Linked DNA regions of Homo sapiens: region 1 is linked to region 2. Evidence: read pairs that join two places in POLR2A ChIA-PET (ENCODE). Cell type or tissue: MCF 10A. All regions are shown on one strand. Links, peaks and the distances in the headings refer to the core of each region. The heading gives the core; the rest is flanking DNA.

Region 1 (5,389 bases), core at 208-5,207, 97 kb after region 2:
GATTTCAGAATATGAAATATTAAATGCTATGCTAGGATCTTTCTAAAGTCCATGTTCGATAATAGAGGCAAAAATAACTCTACAATGTATATATGTGTAAAAAAATTTTTTTAATCGTTTTTTTTTCTTTTGAGACAGTCTCACTCTGGAGTACAGTGGCACTATCTTGGTTCACTGCAACCTCCACCTCCCAGGTTCAAGCAATTCTCGTGCCTCAGCCTCCTGAGTAGCTGGGATTACAGGCGCACGCCACCACACCCAGCTAATTTTTGTATTTTCAGTAGAGATGGGGTTTTGCCATGTTGGCCAGGCTGGTCTTGAACTCCTGACCTCAAGCTATCCGCCTGCCTTGGCATCCCACAGTGCTGGGATTACAGGCGTGAGCCACCGCGCCTGGCCTTAAAAATCTGTAAACACATAGGAAGTTGTCTCATTTGACTGGACAATGCAGCCATGCATGGATGCCACATGGTGCTTATTGCAAAGTACTGTTACCGAGCAATAGGCTTGCTTCCTGATGCACACAGAAGCCAGTACTATGGCACCAATTTTTAAGAAAAGAAAAAGCTTTATTGTAAGTTTGACCGGCAAGGAGACAGGAAGCAATGCTCAATCAAATCTGTCTCCCCGAGCTGGTTCTAGGGGCAGGTTTCATAGGCAGAGAGTAACTATGAGGGAGACAGGGAAATGCAAGGAGGCATGATCTGATTGGGTCATGCAACAAAATGGTGTTGGGTCCTTGGTTTTTAAGTTCCTACTGCAACAAAATAGGTTACCCCTTCCTTCTTAATTTGGTCCCCATTTCTTTATCCTGGTATCTACGTTCTGCGCGTGGTTGACTTTTTCATTCTGGCTGGCTCCAGGGCACAAATCGATCACACTTGGTTCATCTGGCCATGCTCAGGTTACATGATTTGCAGCCTGGGAGTCCATTGCAACTGAGAAACCATTCATTATTTTTTTACTGGCAAAGTTGAACCAGATTGTACAGTGGGGCCACCTCTGCATTGACAATCAGATGTGTGATGTCCCTTCCCGCTGGGAACACTGTCTCTGACTGCTGTGGGGAAGGAGCCTGAGAGCGGGTTGTGGATTCTAACCCTGCTGTTGAGTGCAGGAAAGAACTGTGCAGGCAATGGGGCTATTGTGTTTTCATTTCGATCCCAGGAATGAAAGCTCAGCTTAAAAAACATAATTATAATGGACTGTTTTTTTTTTTAACCAATAATTAGTTTTTCTCCCACTAATTTATGTAAGGTATGGTATTCCTAAACAATCATTAATGTATTGTTTTTATACTTTTGAATGACTTTTGAGAATGATTATTATCTTTCTGTGTATACATTGTAATTATTACTAAGGGAGTTCATTTTACATCCATGCTGTACCCATGTTTAGCCTAATTTGGTTTTACTAGCCCCTTGGTACTATCATAGCTCCTCCACCCTCCAAGCAGAAGATTGACTATATTTTAAAACTGGGTGTGAGGCCAGGTGTAGTGGCTCATGGCTGTAATCCCAGCACTTTGGCAGGCCAAAGCGGGTGGATCACCTGAGGTCGGGAGTTCGACACCAGCCTGACCAACATGGAGAAACCCCATCTCTACTAAAAATACAAAATTAGCCGAATGTGGTGGTGCATGCCTGTAATCCCAGCTACTCGGGAGGCTGAGGTAGGAGAATCTCTTGAACCCAGGAGGTGGCGGCTGCAGTGAGCTGAGATCATGCCATTGCATTCCATCCTGGGCAACAAGAGTGAAACTCTGTCTAAAAAAAAAAAAAAAAAAATACAAAAAAAAAAAACTGGATGTGAAAGGAAGAAGTCACATGGTTACTTCTTCACAAGGAATCTCTCTGACGTAAATCTGCATCCTTTCCCTCTTCTCTCCTGGCTGCACCTACCTGCACCTCCCTGCTACTCCTATGTCTCATACACAGAAAAAAGGCTTAGGATTTTTACCAAAGGTCTGGAAATTCCAGAAAAGGCTGCTAGCATCATAATATTTTTTCCCCTCTGTTCACTAAGTCAACAATTTAAACCCTGGTCCATCTCCAAATTCTCCCTCTTCTCAAATGCACCTTTGTTCCCTTTTTATTTTGAGAAGGTTTTTTTTTTTTTCTTTTTTTTAGACAGAGTCTTGCTCTGTCGCCAGGCTGTCATGCAGTGATGCGATCTCGGCTCACTGCAACGTCCACCTCCCGGGTTCAAGTGATTCTCCTGCCTCAGCCTCCCGTGTAGCTGCAACTACAGGCACATGCCACCACGCCCAGCTAATTTTTGTATTTTTAGTAGAGACGGGGTTTCACCATGTTGGCCAGGATGATCTCGATCTCTTGACCTCATGATCCACCTGCCTCGGCCTCCCAAAGTGCGGGGATTACAGGCGTGAGCTACCACACTCGACCTTTTTCTTTTTTTTCTATCAGGACCTAGTCCAGACCTCAGAATTCACAGGAAGTTCAGGTGAGGGAAGGCTGTATGGGGCAGAGGTCTTCCTCACCTATGTATTTTACCACCATTGGGGTAAATGTCGGGTGGCCTTGTTTTCCACATAGGTGTAAAGCATCCATGTGGAAAGGCAATCATGGCCCCAGGGAACCACCTTGGGTGGAAGGCAGATTCTGTCTTTCATGGCTACAGCTTCTCACAAAGGGGAGTCCATATACTTATACCCAGGATAGCAAACCTTCAGAGCCTCTTTCTTCCCCATATTCAGGGGCGGAAGAGAGGGCAGGAAGATAACTGACATGGTTTCTAAATGGCCACATTAAACAATATCCACCTTTGTGTATCAGGTTAGAAAAAAAGACTAATGAGTGGTAAGAGAAGAAAGTGGTTAAAAAGAAAGAATGAAGACAGAAAAAAAATTAAATGTCCTCATAGATGTCTCAGACCAAATACAGTATTTACAGGTAATACTTGTACAAACTTTCTAAACCTGGAAATACACACACTCAAACACATGGACACATGTAATATATAATACAAATAAATATCAATTTATTTTATTGGGGTCAGTGGGTCCCGAGAAGCAATATGGAAGGACGATCACTTATAGGTTTCCATTTTTCAAAGGCCAGCAAGCAGTCCAGGGATACCATAGAGACAGCATTTCTGAATCTAAACAGAGAAAAAGGCTATAAAGGGGCCATTGTTCTCACCTGGAACTTTTCATCCTTACCTGTTTTGTTTTTTTTTTTTAATTTAAAAATATCCCTGCAAAAGCATCTACCTTAAAACGGAATCAGCCAGTATCTTCATTATCAAACAGTTGTTAAAAACAATACACCTCTAAAAGTAGTAACTGTTTATAGAATGATAACGGGGAGGGAGGATACACTAGAGAGAAGAACCCTGCCCCCATCAGCATTTCCTCAAGCCCACTCTAACCAAACCATTTATAATTAACTCCTCATCCTGATAGGAGAACTAGTTCTGCTTATCCCCTCGCTGAAGAACAGTGACTTATCTTGCTGAGGATCAGTGACTCATCTATTGTTTTGGTAGTTAAGATGAAAGTGTAAAGGGCATTTCAAATCAGCTAGAGTAAGAACATGATAGCCATGCTGGTGGCTTCTCCTTTTATCTCTTCTGTGATATAAATACTACCCAAGGCTAAAGGGTGAATATTTGTTAATCTGGTCACTTAACAATGAGTCTTTAAAAAAAGTTGTTGAATTGTTTTTCCATAGGGATCCAAAAGGTCTAGTTATACATAAATAGGAGGAAAAAATGAGAGGAGATGCTTTTAAACAGTGTAGGCCCTCTAAGAAGCAAGGAATGGGAAGAATGTTCCCTGCTGTAGGGTTATGTATTTTACAGATTTGCTAAGCACTGAGTATACCCTCATATTATGTGCTAAGCAAATCTGTAAAATGAGAGAAAACATTCCAACTCAGCTTCCTCTTTTCAATTCTCTCCTCATACTTGTCTTAAAGTCTGCTCTAGAAAAAGAGTATCGGCCGGGCACGGTGGCTCACACCTGTAATCCCAGCACTTTGGGAGGCCAAGGTGGGTAGATCACCTGAGGTCAGGAGTTTGAGACCAGCCTGACCAACATGGTGAAACCCCGTCTCTACTAAAAATACAAAAACTAGCTGGGCATGGTGGCGGGCGCCTGTAATCCCAGTTACTCAGGAGGCTGAGGCAGAAGAATTGCTTGAACCCGGGAAGTGGAGGTTGCAGTGAGCCAAGATCACGCCATTGCACTCCAGTCTGGGTGACAAGATCAAGAGTGAAACTATGTCTCAAAAAAAAAAAAGAAAAGAAAAAGAAAAAAGAGTATCTACCTAGGTTGAAAATTAGAAGATCTCCAAATATGAACCTAGTAAGGGTAAACTTAGCTTAAGTCTTTACTATGCTACTTAGAAGCTGTGTCAACTTGGGCAAATTGCTTAACTTTTGTATGTCAATTTCCTTCTTTTGTGTGGGAAGAAGATACCTGATGGGGATAAAAATAGCTCACCCATTGTATATCAATGTTCTCCTCATGCAACAAATATTTACTTACTCTTACTGTGGGCTGTTCACTTGGGACATAGTGGTGAACAAGACACAGAACTCATCCTCAAGAAGCTTACAGTCTGATGAAAACTTTTATTTGAGTGCCTTACTACGTATGAGTCATGCATTTGCTAAGGACTTTCACATATGTGGCATCAATTAATCCTCACAATAGGAGTGTTATCACTCAGGATTTCTGGGCACTTACAACTTCCACTCTGATTGGCCTGTGGCTGAGTAGTTGTTCTTTCAATAAATATTTATTGAGGGCATACTATGTGCTGGGCACTGTGCTAGACATTGGAGATTTACTGGAGAATCTTGTTGGTGGATCAGCTGTATTCATTGGGCACCTCTCGTGTGAGGTTCTGGTTTTCTCATTTAGTCTTCAACATCGTGGATGTGTGGTAGAAATTATCCCCAGTTTACAGAAGAGGAAACTGAGATTCTGAGGGGTTAAACACAAAGGGCACATAGCAAGGATATTTTCAAGGTTATAGTCTGAACTGCTGTAATAAAGAGACTGCGAAATATAGTGGTTTCATTCATTAATGTTTATATTTCTGTCCCTCTTAACAGGCCACTGTGAGCATGCATTTCAGGTTGTTGGCGCAGCTCTGCTCCATGATGTCGATCTGAAACCCAGATTTTCCTTCTCTTGCCACTGTCATCTCCTGCATGGCCAAAGCTAGGTCACCATCATAGTCATGTTTCAGCCTATGGGAAGGGGGAAAGACAATATTCAAGGCAAGTAGCTTTGTCTCAAAGTAGATGCCCCCAAATTGTGGAAATCCTTTCAAATTACATCCTGCTAACCTGAACTTAGCTGCATGGCCCCATCTAGCTGCAAGCGAGGCTGGGAAATGTAGCTTATGGCTGAGTAGTG
Region 2 (5,389 bases), core at 293-5,292:
AGTACAGTTACTAGTGCTCTTCAATTCCTCAAAATGTAATTGCTTAGATAATAAGAGAGTGCTTCTATTTCCAGAACCATATTGCACTGCACCATACTGTGACACACACACAAAGCAGACTAATAATACAGTGTCCCTTCAAGACCAAATACTCATCAAATATTTGGACAATATTTATAAAAAAGGAGCCTCCCCGGCACTCTGCCCACTGCTCACTGTTCCAGCAACTCACCAAATAGGAACATGTTCTTACCAGCAGCACAAAACATTCCACAGCAGAACAAAAGGGGGAATGGACAATTCGGTGAGTCCTTGACGCTTCTTACCCTCCTACCTCTACCTTAAGTGACAACTCTGAAGATTTCTATCATCCACAAACAGCAATATTTCTGAGAAGAGTTTCAGTAAGCACAATTTCTCCACCTTGTAACATTTCCATGTTTGGTGTTGTTTCAGCTCTGCTTATGAACTCTTCCCCTATTCCTACAAGCCTCCTCTGCCCCAACAGTTCAGCTCTAAAAATACATCTAGAAGTTAAACATGCGTCCTTTGGAAGAGCTGGAAACAACTATCACATTACTGATTCTCACACACAACTGGATTACCTAATGCTTTTATAGAAAAACTCAATGTACACTGCAAACCTATCAGATTCACTGTGAATTCATTAGTTCTCTTACCATCTTAAAAAAATTTATTGCAGTAACGTAATATATAAGCATAAAGTTTGCCACTTTAGCCATTTAAAATATATAATTCAGTGGCAATAATTACATTCACAATGTTGCACAGCCATCACCACTATTTCCAAAATGTTTCTGATCACCCCAGAAACTCTAACCATTAAGCACGAATTCCCCATTTCCCCTTCCCCTTTTCCCCAGTCCCTAGTTATCTCTAATCTTTTTTCTATCTCTATGAATTTGCCTATTTAATATATTTCATATAAATAGAGTTATACAATATTTGTCCTTTTGTTTCTGGCTTATTTCACTTAGTATAATGTTTTCAAGTTATATCCAAGTTGTAGCATATATCAGAACTTTGTTCCTTTCTATGACAGAATAATACTTCGTTGTACAGATATACTACGCTGTATTTACCCCATTCATCTGTGGATGGACACGGGTGTTGTTTCCACCTTTTGGCTATTGTGAATAATGCTGCAACGAGCACTGTTATACAAGTATCTGAGTCCCTGTTTTCAATTCTTTTGGGTGTATATCTAGGATTTGGAACTGTGGATCGTACGATAATTATGTTTGCTTTTTAAGGAATTGCCAAATTGTTTTCACAATGCCTGCACCATTTTACAGTCCCATCAGCAATGTATGAGGGTTCTAATTTCTCTACATACTCACCAACACTTACTATTTTGTGTGCTCTTATTTGATTAAAAAAAAAAATAGTAGCCATCCCGGTAGGTGTAAAGTGGTATTGTGGTTTTGATTTTCACTTCCCTAATGGTGAATGATGTTGAGCATTCCCTCCTGTGCTATTAGATATCTGTACATATTCTTTTGGAAAAACATCAAAAATGCTCAAGTCCTTTGCCTATTTTCCAACTGAGTCTGTCTTTTTGCTGTGTTCAGGAGTTATTTATATATTCTGGATATTAAAGACTTATCAGATACATGATTTCCAAATATTTCTCCCATTCTGTAAGCTGCCTTCACTTTTTTAATATCCCTTGATGCACAAAAATTTTTAATTTTCTCAAGTCCCGTTATCTATTTTTAATTTTTTTTTTGTTCATGTTTTTGATGTTATATCTAAGAATCTACTGCCAAATCCAGGTCATAAAGATTTTCCTTTGTGTTTTTTTTTTTTTTTTTTTTTTTGAGACGGAGTTTCACTCTTGTTGCCCAGGCTGGAGTGCAATGGCGCGATCTTGGCTCACCGCAACCTCCGCCTCCTGGATTCAAGCGATTTTCCTGCCTCAACCTCCTGAGTAGCTGGGATTACAGGCATGCACCACCATGCCCAACAGTTATTCCCTTATGTTTTCTTCATGAATTTAGCTCTTGCACGTGGGTTAATCCATTTTGAGTTAATTTTTGTCTGTGATGTGAGGTGGGATTGAACGTTGCTCTTTTCGCATGTGGAAATCCAGTTGCTGCAGCACCATTTGTTGAAGAGACTCTTCTTTCCTCATTGAGTGTATCTGGCACGCTTTTCAAAAACCAGTTGGGCCATTGACATGTGGGTTTATTTCTGGACTCTTGATTCTATTCCATTAGTCTATATATCTATCTGTACCCAAGACCACACTATTTTGATCACTGTAGCTTTGTCATTAAGTTTTGAAATCAGAACCCATGAATCCTCTGACTTTATTCTTTTTCAGAATTGTTTTGGTATTTGGACAACTTGCCATCTCATATGAAATTGTGGATCTGCTTTTTCATTTCTGCAACTTTTAGCATTTAATAAACAGACTTTTAAAAACTTAGATTTACCATTAAAAATAGATAGCTGAAGAGTAATATTATTTAATTTTGCCAATTTGGTATTTTAAAAGCCTGGTTTAGACAGCTGATATTCTATAAATGGCAAACAGTATTAATTGTAGAAATATGTTCCAATAACATCTTGGAACACTACTACTATTGCTTCACAGTCTAACTGGTTCAGGTCTCCTAAGACCCTCAGGCTCTCAGTTCAACATTATCCTGGGTTTGCAACTGGTTGTGGCTTAGCTGAAACTTGGTTCTAGTCGCTGACCTGTCAGTTCCCAGATTATAGTGATTGCACATGGCCTGGGGATGAAAGAAGACACCACTTTTAAATTCCTATTGTCTTTCAGCTCCAAGTACATTTGAGTCATAACTTCATGCTTAACCTATCAGAGTAGGCCTGATTTCAAAACCAGTTTTTGCTGCCTAGAAGGAATGAGAACATAAAAATGAAAGGAAAAAAAAAGCCGCTATAGGTTCACATGACCTTATCCAAAACCTGTGATGCCAAAACCTAGTGTTTCAGAATTCAGAATTTTTCAGAATTAAAAAAAAAAAAATTTTACATGTATATATTGTCTCTATTACTAATGCACCCCCAGTGAAGTCTGGAACAGCATGCCTTACCCAAACACATTCATATTTTGCAGCCAGATAATATAAATATTCATTTGAGGGGGAGGATAATGAAAAATGTAAATGGTCTTGTGTTGGTTGAGGTCAGATATCTACATCAAATGAGTTCAGCTCTGTCAGGTTTTATAACCAAAGGAATTACCAAAAAAATTTTTTTCAGCACTTTATGGATGTTTGAATTCTAAGGAATTGTGAGCCTGTAATAACTACGAATATATTCAGCACCCAATAACAGATTACACAAAACCTCAGTACAGCTGCTTGTCATATACACACAGAGCAAAAGGTTGGCCAATTACCTTCAAATGAAAAACTAATTGACTGGAAAAGGGAAAGACCCCATAGGGTCTCATTTCCTCTAATCATCTCACAAATTGAGTATTTACCAAATTAGTATTTCCCCCAGTAATCAGCTACAAATAAACTCTAACTCAGAAAGTAAATCCTAAATTTGGATAAAAGGAAAATCAGAATTGATATACTACTTTTAATTATCCAAATGAACAGAAAATAGTCATTAATATCTAATATTAGCAAAGATGCTGGGAATAAACACACTGGCAGTGTGGGGTGGTATAAGCTTTTTGGGTAGCAATTTGGTGAGTATAGCAAAAGCTTTAAAATTATTCACACCCGGCTGGGCACAGTGGCTCACACCTGTAATCCCAGTACTTTGGGAGGCCAAGGCGGGTGGATCACCTGAGGTCAAGATCAGCCTGACCAAAATGGTGAAACCCCATCTCTACTGAAAAAATACAAAAATTAGCCAGGTGTGGTGGCAGGCACCTGTAATCCGAGCTACTCAGGAAGGTGAGGCAGGAGAATAGCTTGAATCTGGGAGGTGGAGGTTGCAGTGAGCTGAGATTGCACCCCTGCACTTGAGCCTGGGAAACAGAGTCAGACCATGTCCAAAAAAAAAAAAAAAGTAATAATAATAATAAAATAAAAATAATTCATACCCTTTGATCTTATAATTCTACTAGGAAATACTTGATTGCTTAAATCAATTAGGGTACAGCTATATGACTGTATATAATGCAATTATTTAAAATAATTTATAGAATATTCATGACAGAAAATTTCAGCAATATATCTCTATGTGAAAAAGTAGATTATAAAATGTTATATATTACTGGCTAACACGGTGAAACCCTGTCTCTACTAAAAAAAAAATACAAAAATTAGCCGGGCGTGGTGGCAGGCGCCTGTAGTCCCAGCTACTCGGGAGGCTGAGGCAGGAGGATGGCTTGAACCCAGGAGGTGGAGCTTGCAGTGAGCTGCGATAGTGCCACTGCACTCCAGCCTGGGCGACAGAGTGAGACTCCGTCAAACAAAACAAAACAAACAAACAAAAAAGTTATGTATTATAATATATACCCAAAAGAATTAGAAGTAGGAGCTCTAACAAATATTTGGACATCCATGTTCATAGCAACATTTACAATAGCAATTCAAGTGTCCACTGACTGATGAAATGGGTAATAAAACATAATGGAGTATTATTCAGCTTTAAAAAGGAAGAAAATTCAAACATATACTACAACATAGATTAATCTTGAGGACATCAGGCTAAGCAACATAAACCAGTCACAAAAGGACAAAGAATGTAGGATTCCACATATATGAAGTACTTAGAATAGTCATATTCACAGAGACAGAAAGTAGAATGGAGGTTGCCAGGAGAAGGGGGAATGGGGAGTTATTGTTTAATTGGTAGTTTCAGTAACAACCTTTTTCAAGATGAAAATGATTCTGGAGATGGATGGTGGTGATGGTTGCACAACAATGTGAATGTACTTAATGCTTTTAAGTGCTGAACTATACACTTAATGGTTAAAATGGTAAGTTTTAGATTATGTGTATTGCACCACCACACACAAAAAAGTGTAGCTTTAAAAAAATAATCCTTTAGCTGTTGTAGGCTAGGCTGTACCAGGCAGTAGGTGCTTTCTAACACCTAGATGGGTGAGCAGGAATGAGACCTACTACATGCTCTGCTGTCCTTTAGGGAGAGCTCTTCTGAGGCTTCAGTCCATAACGACCATCTGACGGGTGGAGGGGACTCTCGTGGTGCTGGGGCTTTTATCATCTTACCTCTACTTTAACTCTCCCCCTTGCCATAAGCCATTTTCCAATAAACTAAAGGGTATATAATTTTAAAAATTGTTATGTTTTATATGATCTAAGACTTATATGGGGTTAAAAAAATGTAAGCAAAAGGATAAGGAGTAGTGGGATGTCAGGTGATCTTTAATATTTTAATACTTGACGTTTTCCAAATTTTCCACAATGAACAG

What was found. ChIA-PET counts read pairs that join two places held together with the same protein. Peaks named below come from ENCODE experiments on the same cell type or tissue, not always from the same donor. Only the 100,000 strongest peaks of a DNase experiment are listed, where the experiment ranks them.
Region 1: POLR2A ChIA-PET joins it to region 2 with 5 read pairs; 2 of 35 experiments call an interaction of 5 or more read pairs at or near these places.

What each region holds. Positions count from the first base shown.
Region 1 is chr12:45,190,655-45,196,043 of GRCh38, reverse strand. It overlaps the pseudogene PLEKHA8P1. Among named protein-coding and RNA genes, the nearest start is that of ANO6, 23 kb to the left of the region's middle. In MCF 10A, for the core only: no CTCF peak of the experiment used is centred there; no DNase peak of the experiment used is centred there.
Region 2 is chr12:45,287,799-45,293,187 of GRCh38, reverse strand. All of the region lies in intron 1 of ANO6 (anoctamin 6), which reads right to left. Among named protein-coding and RNA genes, the nearest start is that of ANO6, 74 kb to the right of the region's middle. In MCF 10A, for the core only: no CTCF peak of the experiment used is centred there; a DNase peak (open chromatin) is centred at 2,797.